Linked DNA regions of Homo sapiens: region 2 is linked to region 1. The links are chromatin contacts, found by Hi-C or POLR2A ChIA-PET in ENCODE. All regions are on one chromosome and are shown on one strand. The core of a region is the stretch at or near the end of the contact, and the rest is flanking DNA. Distances in the headings are between cores, read along the strand shown.

What was found. A loop is a pair of places that touch in the nucleus more often than their neighbours do. ChIA-PET counts read pairs that join two places held with the same protein, here RNA polymerase II (POLR2A). Pooled maps may share reads with other maps.
Region 2: a loop to region 1 is called in a map with no recorded cell type, with 6 times the contacts of the local background. The contact joins two enhancer-like sites. A Hi-C loop is called at or near these places in 1 of 168 maps with a recorded cell type or tissue (B cell), 3 of 37 single-sample maps with no recorded cell type and 5 of 50 pooled maps. POLR2A ChIA-PET finds 5 or more read pairs at or near these places in 14 of 52 experiments (B cell, CD4-positive, alpha-beta T cell, HepG2 and 10 more).

What each region holds. Positions count from the first base shown.
Region 1 is chr3:177,375,528-177,379,946 of GRCh38, forward strand. No RefSeq gene overlaps it. Among named protein-coding and RNA genes, the nearest start is that of LINC00578, 64 kb to the right of the region's middle. RefSeq lists an enhancer at 2,740-2,919. Within about 2 kb of position 1,789, at least 5 of the 41 ENCODE cell types and tissues checked have a DNase peak (open chromatin) inside an H3K27ac peak, as active enhancers do.
Region 2 is chr3:177,337,418-177,341,971 of GRCh38, forward strand. No RefSeq gene overlaps it. Among named protein-coding and RNA genes, the nearest start is that of LINC00501, 45 kb to the left of the region's middle. RefSeq lists enhancers at 1,264-1,558, 1,416-1,515. Within about 2 kb of position 1,359, at least 10 of the 41 ENCODE cell types and tissues checked have a DNase peak (open chromatin) inside an H3K27ac peak, as active enhancers do.

The DNA of each region.
Region 1 (4,419 bases), core at 539-3,038:
GATTCCTGTTTTCTTACTATATTCACTGCTGTATCATTATGGGGGAAAGCAGTTGAACAAGGAGCAGACATACGAAATAAAGTCTTTGTTACCTATAGGCAAATAAGTACATTAATTTTGTGAGATGTTTCGAGAAGAGGAATGATAGGAATCACATCCTAGTGTGTGTGGGTATGGGAGACAGATTAAAAGGCATTCCTAGGAGGAGCAAAGATTTCAGGAGCTACTAAATGATAAAATGTGAGATCCTAATCAGAAAGATGGTACTTTATGTATAGGATTGAGCCTGAGAAAAATTATGGAAGGGTTGTATGAGTGATTTGGAGGGGGAGGGGATTGGAAAGTACAGAGGGGACTCCTGGGGAACGAGAGAACTTGCTTTTGTTCAGAAGCATTAGTCTTTAATGTTGAGGGCATTTGAAAAGACCTAGAATGTAAATCATATTAAAAATCAAATCAGCAGGTTTGTTTTTTTTTTTTTTTTTTTTTTTTTTTTGAGACGGAGTCTCGCTCTGTCGCCCAGGCTGGAGTGCAGTGGCGCATTCTCGGCTGACTGCAAGCTCCGCCTCCCGGGTTCATGCCATTCTTCTGCCTCAGCCTCCCGAGTAGCTGGGACTACAGGCGCCCGCCACCACGCCTGGCTAATTTTTTTTTTTTTTGGATTTTTAGTAGAGACGAGGTTTCACCAATCACAGGATGGTCTCAATCTCCTGACCTTGTGATCCACCCGCCTCAGCCTCCCAAAGTGCTGGGATTACAGGCGTGAGCCATCACACCCAGCCGTATTTTTTTTTTTTTTTTGAGATGGAGTCTTGCTCTGTCACCCAGGCTGAAGTGCACTGGCACAATCTCAGCTCACTGCAACCTCCACCTCCCAGGTTCAGGCGATTCTCCTGCCTCAGCCTCCTGAGTGGCTGGGACTACAGGCGTACGCCACCACGCCCAGCTAATTTTTGTATTTTTAGTAGAGACGGTGTTTCACCATGTTGCCCAGGCTGGTCTCAAACTCCTGACCTTTAAGTGTTCTACCCACCTCGGCCCCCCAAAGGGCTGGAATTACAGGCATGAACCACTACGCCCGGCCAAGTATTTTTCTTTTTTTTCTTTGAGCATCAGTTGCATGCACGGCACTGAAACATTCTGTGTTTTTCCCCTTTTGTTTCATGTTCATGGTTGCTTCTCCTGAACGTGCACAGATGAGAAAAGAGGAGTTAGACTATGTCTGCATATCTTTGGCCATTTTTTATCAAGGGGGCACAGATAGTCAAAGACTGAGCCAGCCTTGAAAAACAATGCATTTGTGGACTCTCCTCTATCACTATTTTTATTCCTATAAACGAAAACTTCAGTACTATGATACAGTAGCTATAACGTTCCCTACAGCTCTTCACAATATGGCAATTACTGAAATGGTTTCTTTCTCATTATGCAGCCCCAAAGCAGTGAGATCATGAGGTAGGCAGCAAGAGAAAACAATATTTAATTTGTCCTAAAGGACAGGTGCCATGGGAATAAAAATATTCTCCTTTCCCCTGAGGTTTAAATACGTGGACACAACCAAAAAATGCAGGAGTGATACTGCACACCAAACAAGCCCGAACGTAATCGCCTAATTAAATCATTTTCATCTAATGAATATAAGCAACAAAATAAACTGGCATAGCAGCGAGTCAGGGAGTGATTCCAATGGAAGCAACTGCAGAGGTGGTGTGGCCGTGCCGGGACTTGCAGAGCTTTTCTGCTTATTTTCAAGTGACGCCCGTGTTGGCACCTTAGCTCCAGGTGAGTGGGTCTGAGAAGGCGGCTCTGTCTGGCAGTCTCCCAAACAGGGTTGGACTTCCTATGCACCTTCACCTTTTGCCTGGGGAAAGCTGGGTTTTACCCGAGAATGCTGGGGAACATAGGCTGGGCTAAGTGTGTTCCCTAGGGCTATATAGGGGTTTCCCCCGCTGGCCTGGAGTTTGTCAATAATATTTACAAAGACAAATCCCAGGTTCCTTGATCTTGATAACGGTAGATGGAAAAAGTTTATGGTGTTATTCTGTGTTGCTTTAACATGAGATCAACAATGAGTTGCCTTCCGTCTCAAGATGATAAGGGATATTTTGGAAACATTTTGAGAACAATTTTTTAGCCTTTACCATCTTGTTTGACTTCTCCCTTTAAAACTATCTTCTTGGCCTGGTGCAGTGGCTCATGCTTGTAATCCCAGCACTTTGGGAGGCCGAGGCGGGTGGATCATTTGAGGTCAGGAGTTCAAAACCAGCCTGGCCAACATGGTGAAACCCCGTCTCTACTAAAAATACAAAAATTAGCCAGGTGTGGCGGTGAGTGATTGTAATCCCAGCTACTAGGGAGGTGGAGGAAGAAGAATCCCTTGAGCCTGGGAGGCGGAGGTTATAGTGAGCAGAGATTGCTCCACTGCACTCCAGCCTGGGAGACAGAGTGAGACACCGTCTCAAAAACAAAAAACATAAAACATCTTCTTTGCCTCTTGCCCCACCTATAGAAAAAAAAGGAAAAAACAAACAAAAAACTAAAATAAGTTGACCACGAGGACAACTTAGTGCATTTTACAATGGAAGAAACAGTGATTTTGGAACTATTCTGACATGTATTGACTGACAACTGGATTCTACCACTCACTGGTTCTGTGACCATGGACAAGTTCAGATTCCTCGTCTGTAAAATGGGAATGATAAAGCAGATTCAATGAGACAGTGTATGAAACGTGTAGATAGAGCTGTTCTTCAAGGAAGATCGGTTTCCTTGGCTGGGAGGTGCATACTCTATTTACGGACGGACATCCCTTACTTTCTAGATGCTTCTGTGACAGGGGATTCCCATCTTGTCACGTAGGCAGGAAAGTCCCTTCTTACTATGTGGATTCTAGGGGTGTGAGAAGATTTCTTTTCTCACCACTGTGGCAGTGAGGGTTAGGGGAGTCCCTTTTCACCCCTTTATTTATTTTTTATTTTTTGTTTTTCTTTTGAGACAGAATTTCGCTCTTGTTGCCCAGGCTATAGTGCAATGGCAAGATCTCGGCTCACTGCAACCTCTGCCTCCCGGGTTCAAGTGATTCTCGTGCCTCAGCATCCTGAGTAGCTGGGATTACAGGTGCCCGCCACCATGCCTGGCTAATTTTTGTATTTTTAGTAGAGATGGGGTTTCATCGTGTTGGTTGGCCAGGATGGTCTCGAACTCCTGACCCCAAGTGATCCACCCACCTCTGCCTCTCAAAGTGCTGGGATTACAGGTGTGAGCCATTGCGCCCGGCTTTAATACTGATGGAAAAGAGGGGAAAGAAAGGGTGGAAAAAGTCACTTCTGGGAAATGTAGTGCAGAGCTTGATGGGAGTGGAGGCAGACTCCGTTCTTGCCATGTGTTTTGTGCTTCTGAAGGGGAGAGGGCTGGTCTATTTCTAGTGCATATTTCACTATAGGCTGACTCCTCCCTGTCTTGTGCTGTTTCCCACTTACCCCCCACACATCTTTTAAAATCGGTAATATCAACACTTCCCTGGGTTCTTGCTCCTGTACCTCTCCTCTTTTTAGCCATTAATCTTCATTTGTGTTTGCAGAATATGCCAGTAATGTGGAAACAATCTTATTTCTAGCTAAGGGAGATTTGAGAAACTTTGCTTCGGCTCTCATATATAACACACAGGAAAGTCACAACCCTCACCCTTGTGGAGTCTGCTGCCTAGTGGACAGAAGTGAATATATGGGCACAGGTGTGAGGGAGGAGAAGCCTTGGGCCTTTGGGCAGCCAGGCGACTTACAAAAGAAGACGCAGAGTTGACAGTTGGATTTAAAGTGTTTGTGCCAGTCAGGCACAGTGGCTTACTCCTGTAATCCCAGCACTTTGGGAGGCTGAGGTGGGTGGATCACTTGAGGTCAGGAATTTGAGACCAGCCTGGCCAATGTGGTGAAACACCGTCTCTACTAAAAATACAAAAATTATCTGGGCGTGGTGGTGTGCACTTGTAGTCCCAGCTACTCAGGAGGCTGAAGCAGGAGAATCGTTTGAACCCAGGAGGTGGAGGTTGCAGTGAGCCGAGATTGCGCCATTGCACTCCAGCCTGGGCAACAGAGTAAGACTCTGTCTCAAAAAAAAAAAAAAAAAAAAAAAAAAAAGGAAGCAGTTGTTGTCAATCTTGACAGCATATAAGAAAGCTATGTGGAATCTTTTAAAATATACTATGCCAGGATCATACCTCCACAGATTCTGATTTCAGAATCAATATAGAAGGGAATCTGGGCATCAGGGTTGTATAAAGGTCATAGGTGATTTTAATGTGCGGCCATGTTTGAGAATCACTTACTGCTCTACTCTTCTTTCCCTTTCCTTTTCTCCTCTCTCCTTCCTTTTTTTTTTTTTTTAACTGTAATCTAGTGGTTCTCAACCTGAGCTATACAT
Region 2 (4,554 bases), core at 109-2,608, 39 kb before region 1:
TTTGCTGTGCGATGAATATAAGTGAATTAACAATGTGCTTACAGATTTCTTAGCTGGTAATGTGATAAAATTTAAAATATTCTTGTTTGGTATCATTTTGAAATTTTCTTGGCACTTATGAAACTAATGAGAAACACCCGCATGCTGTTGGAGAGAGTGAGTGCATTTTCAGGCCCAGCATTTGGGAGCTTCAGTCTTCCGTAATTCAATGCATGACAATAGATTTATTATTGAAGAAATGAAGAAAGAGGTCAGGCAAAAAAACCAGCAATTAATCATTTGAAGACACTGAGTCATCTACTATTTTATGTCAGAAATCTTGTAGCCATGTTTACATAATAATAAAACAGCTATAAGAGGGCAGATGTTTTAGGCCTAGACATTCGCTAGTCAGTAACATGTAAATGTGAGAGTCCTCGTGGTTACGGTTTCACACCTTTCCATGGCGGTTGCCAGTCAGTTTTTCCTTGCTGTTCATAAGCTACCAAGTAATACACATTTGTCTTCACTCTGGTCTGCAGTGAAAATAAAATGAGAAGAGAAAGAAGAAGATATGAAGTGGAACAATGTGGTTGGGAAATTCCCATATCTTTACCCTAAAAAAAAAAAGAAAAAATATTACTCTTTTAAGTAAGGCCCAAGAGAATATTAAATGCATATACTATGATTCAAAGAAAATAGTGTTACCATTTAGTCATCAAAGTGGACCTTTGGTCTTGGCAGCATGTGTGAAACTTAAGGGTGGCAGCATGTGCTCTGTTAGTGAGTACATTTGTAGCAAACCACAGGGGTCTGAGTTCTTATTGCCTAAGTGCCCATTTTCTTGGGTGTTTTGCTTTTGTCTCCAGAATATCCAGAGAATGAGTTTGTTAATAAAAAATAAAACTGGCCGGGCGCAATGGCTCACGCCTGTAATCCCAGCACTTTGGGAGGCCAAGGTGGGCAGATCACCTGAGGTCAGGAGTTTGAGACTAAAAATATAAAATTATCTGGGTGTAGTGGCGGGCACCTGTGGTCCCAGCTACTCGGGAGGCTGAGGCAGGAGAATCGCTTGAACCCGGGAGGCAGAGGTCGCGTTGAGCTGAGATCGCACCATTGCATTCCAACCTGGGCAACAAGAGCAAAACTCCGTTTCAAAAAAAATAATAATAATTTTTTTTTTAAAGAAGGGTAGCCAACAGATGAAGAAAAATAAGTAAATTCCTCCAAGATTCAAGACAAGATTTAAATACTTTCTAGCCATTTATTTTTCTAACCAGATTTAATTTGGAAGTATGAACAAAAAAAGTTATAGCATCACGCTCTGGTCAGCTTGTCTCAGATAATGGCTTGTGTGACCAGTGGAGGTCCTGGGGGAAGGGAAATTCAGAGGGCAATAAGGAACTTCTCTGTTATCTCAGAGTTTCACAATACACACAGGAAACATTTGTAGCTGGTCCTCTGTTAGCCTGAAAGATTAGCTAATCCCTTGTTTCACCATAAAATGCATTTTTAGCAATAGTTCCTGAACTGCAAGCAAAAACTCAGGTGGCCAGCTCATAGTCCTCCTAAATTACAGTTGAAAGATGCTTTGCATTGTAGATATTGGCTTGGGCAATAAGGAAACTGGTATAGTTCCTGGGGATGTGCTGGGCTGACATGAACCTCTCTATGCCCCACCACCAATGGAGCAAGCCGATTTCCATGTCCAGCATGCCGTATACATTCTACAACAGTGTTCTTAGGGTAGTATTGGATTCCTGAAGCCCAGAGATGGATTAACTGTCCAGGTGCCCCAGATGAATTCTAACTCAAATTAACACATCCTGTCTATACAACCTTTCAACTCTATATAGCAAAACTGTGACCTCCTGTTCAAACAGGAAAGATAAGCAGCCACATTTTATCATGGTGGTTCCTGAATATGTTTGCTACTAGCCTGATTTACTCACTTATAGTTTGCCCACTAGATCTTTTTCTCTAGACATAGTCATTTCTCTTTTTTCTTTCTTCTCTTTCTTTCTCTTTCTTTCTTTCTTTCTTTCTTTCTTTCTTTTTCTTTCTCTTTCTTTCTTTCTTTTCTTTCCTTTCTTCCTCTCTCCCTTCCTTCCTTCCTTCCTTCCTTCCTTCCTTCCTTCCTTCCTTCCTTCCTTCCTCCCTTCCTTTCCTTCCTTCCTTCTCTCTCTCTCTCTTTCTTTCTTTGTTACGGAGTTTTCCTCTTGTTGCCCAGGCTGGAGTGCAATGGAGTGATCTCGACTCACTGCAACCTCCACTTTCTGGGTTCAAGCGATTCTCCTGCCTCAGCCTCCCAAGTAGCTAGGATTACAGACATGCGCCACCATGCCTGACTAATTTTGTATTTTTAGTAGAGACGGGGTTTCTCCATGTTGGTCAGGCTGGTCCTGAACTCCCGACCTCAGGTGATCCACCTGCCTCGGCCTCCCAAAGTGCTGGGATTACAGGCGTGAGCCACTGCTCCTGGCTCATAGTCTTATTTTATTTTATTTTATTTTATTTTATTTTATTTTATTTTATTTTATTTTATTTTATTTTTTTGGGACAGAGTCTCGCTCTGTTGCCCAGGCTGGAGTGCAGTGGTGCGATCTCAGTTCACGGCAACCTCTGCCTCCTGTGTTCAAGCGATTCTCCTGCCTCAGCCTCCTGAACAGCTGGGACTACAGGCACATGCCACCATGCCCAGCTAATTTTTTGTATTTTTAGTAGAGACAGGGTTTCACTGTGTTAGCCAGGATGGTGTCGATCTCCTGATCTCGTGATCTGCCCTCCTCAGCCTCTCAAAGTGCTGGGATTACAGGCGTGAGCCCCTGCGCCCGGCCTATTTATTTCTAAAAGACCTGGGGGAACTTTTAAAAACTATATTTTAATTTGTATAAAGAATGTATCACAGATTTATTGTGCTGGAAGAGATTTATTGTGCTGGAAGAGGTTTTAGAGATTATCTAGCCCAATGGCCCAATGTCTTTATTTTAGGTATAAGGACATGAGAGGCCCAGAGAGGTTAAGTACCTTGCTCAAGGTCACTCAGCTAGTTAGCTGTAGTAGATCTACCATATGAGCACATGGTTAATTCCTAAAGTATTCCCACAGGTCCTCTGTATTCACAGCTCCTCATTAAGCAAAGACCTTAACTCAGAGAGCTGTTTTGTGACACATGTTACACCCAGCACTTTTCACCTTTAAGATACTGGGACAGGACCACCAAGAATACCAATGGGCTGAGATCAGCTTGGAGGGTCAGCTGCTCACAGGGTTTCCTGTGCACTAAGGCGGCATGACAGCTGGGGAGTATCTATCCTGTTTGTCTTTCTGAATAACCCTCATAACTGAGATGGCATTTGGCATAGATTCCAAATTACAAATACGATCAAATTCATGTGTGCTACCCCACAGTGCATGATGAGATTATTTATTTATTTTGTGTTAATTAATTAACTAATTTTTATTTTTTGCTTTCATTATTATTTTTAACTGACACATATTTATGGGGTACCGTGTGATATTTGGATACATGGATACAATGTATAATAATCAAATCAGGGTAATTAGCATAACCATTACCTCAAACATTTATCATTTCTTTGTGTTGGGAACATTAAAAATCTGATCTTCTAGCTATTTGAAAATATGCAATTTTTTTTTTTTTTTTTTTTTGAGAAGGAGTCTCACTCTGTTGCCCAGGCTGAAGTGCAATGGCACAATTTCGGCTCACTACAACCTCCGCTTCCCAGGTTCAAGCGATTTTCCTGCCTCAGCCTCCTAAGTAGCTGAAACTACAGGCACGTGCCATCATGCCCGGCTAATTTTTATATTTTTAGTAGAGACGGGGTTTTGCCATGCTGGACAGGCTGGTCTCAAACTCCTGACCTCGTGATCCACCCGCCTTGGCCTCCCGAAGTGTTGGGATTACAGGCATGAGCCACTATGCCTGGCCTGAAAATATGCCATGAGTTGTTGTTAGCTATAGTCACTCTCTAGTGCTGTATGAACACTAGAACTTATTCCTCCTATCTAACTATACTTTTGCATTCCTTAACCAACCTTCGGCTACCCCTCCCCCACCCTGTCCCACCTCTAGTAACCACTGTGAGATTATTTATTTTTATCCATCTTGTACCTCAATGGTTTTTGAGGTTCTCTCTTTCTATACAAAATACAAAAATATAAAATAACATTAGAAACAATTAGGGTGAGGGCAAAATTGTTTTGTTTTTGATAGAAAAATAATACAGATAGGTAAAACTGATACACAGAAATAAATATTATAAAGCTTTTGTTCTGTGTTTGGAGAAGAATGTAAAATTTGGCTCAGAGTTTCTTAGTGGCCTCAGCAAAGGGAAAAATGTGATCTATTATAAGATTCAGAATGTTTGTGAGATTTAAAAAAACGCAATTCAAGAGAAACATAGTTTTTACTCATACTAAAACCCGAGAGGTTTCTTCCTTGATAAAATCCTTTTAGTAGAGATCACAGTGAATTTCATATGGCTGTGTCTCATATTCCTCAGTGCAAGTCAAAGGCACAAACAACGAATGCAAATCAGAAAAGGCGTTCCC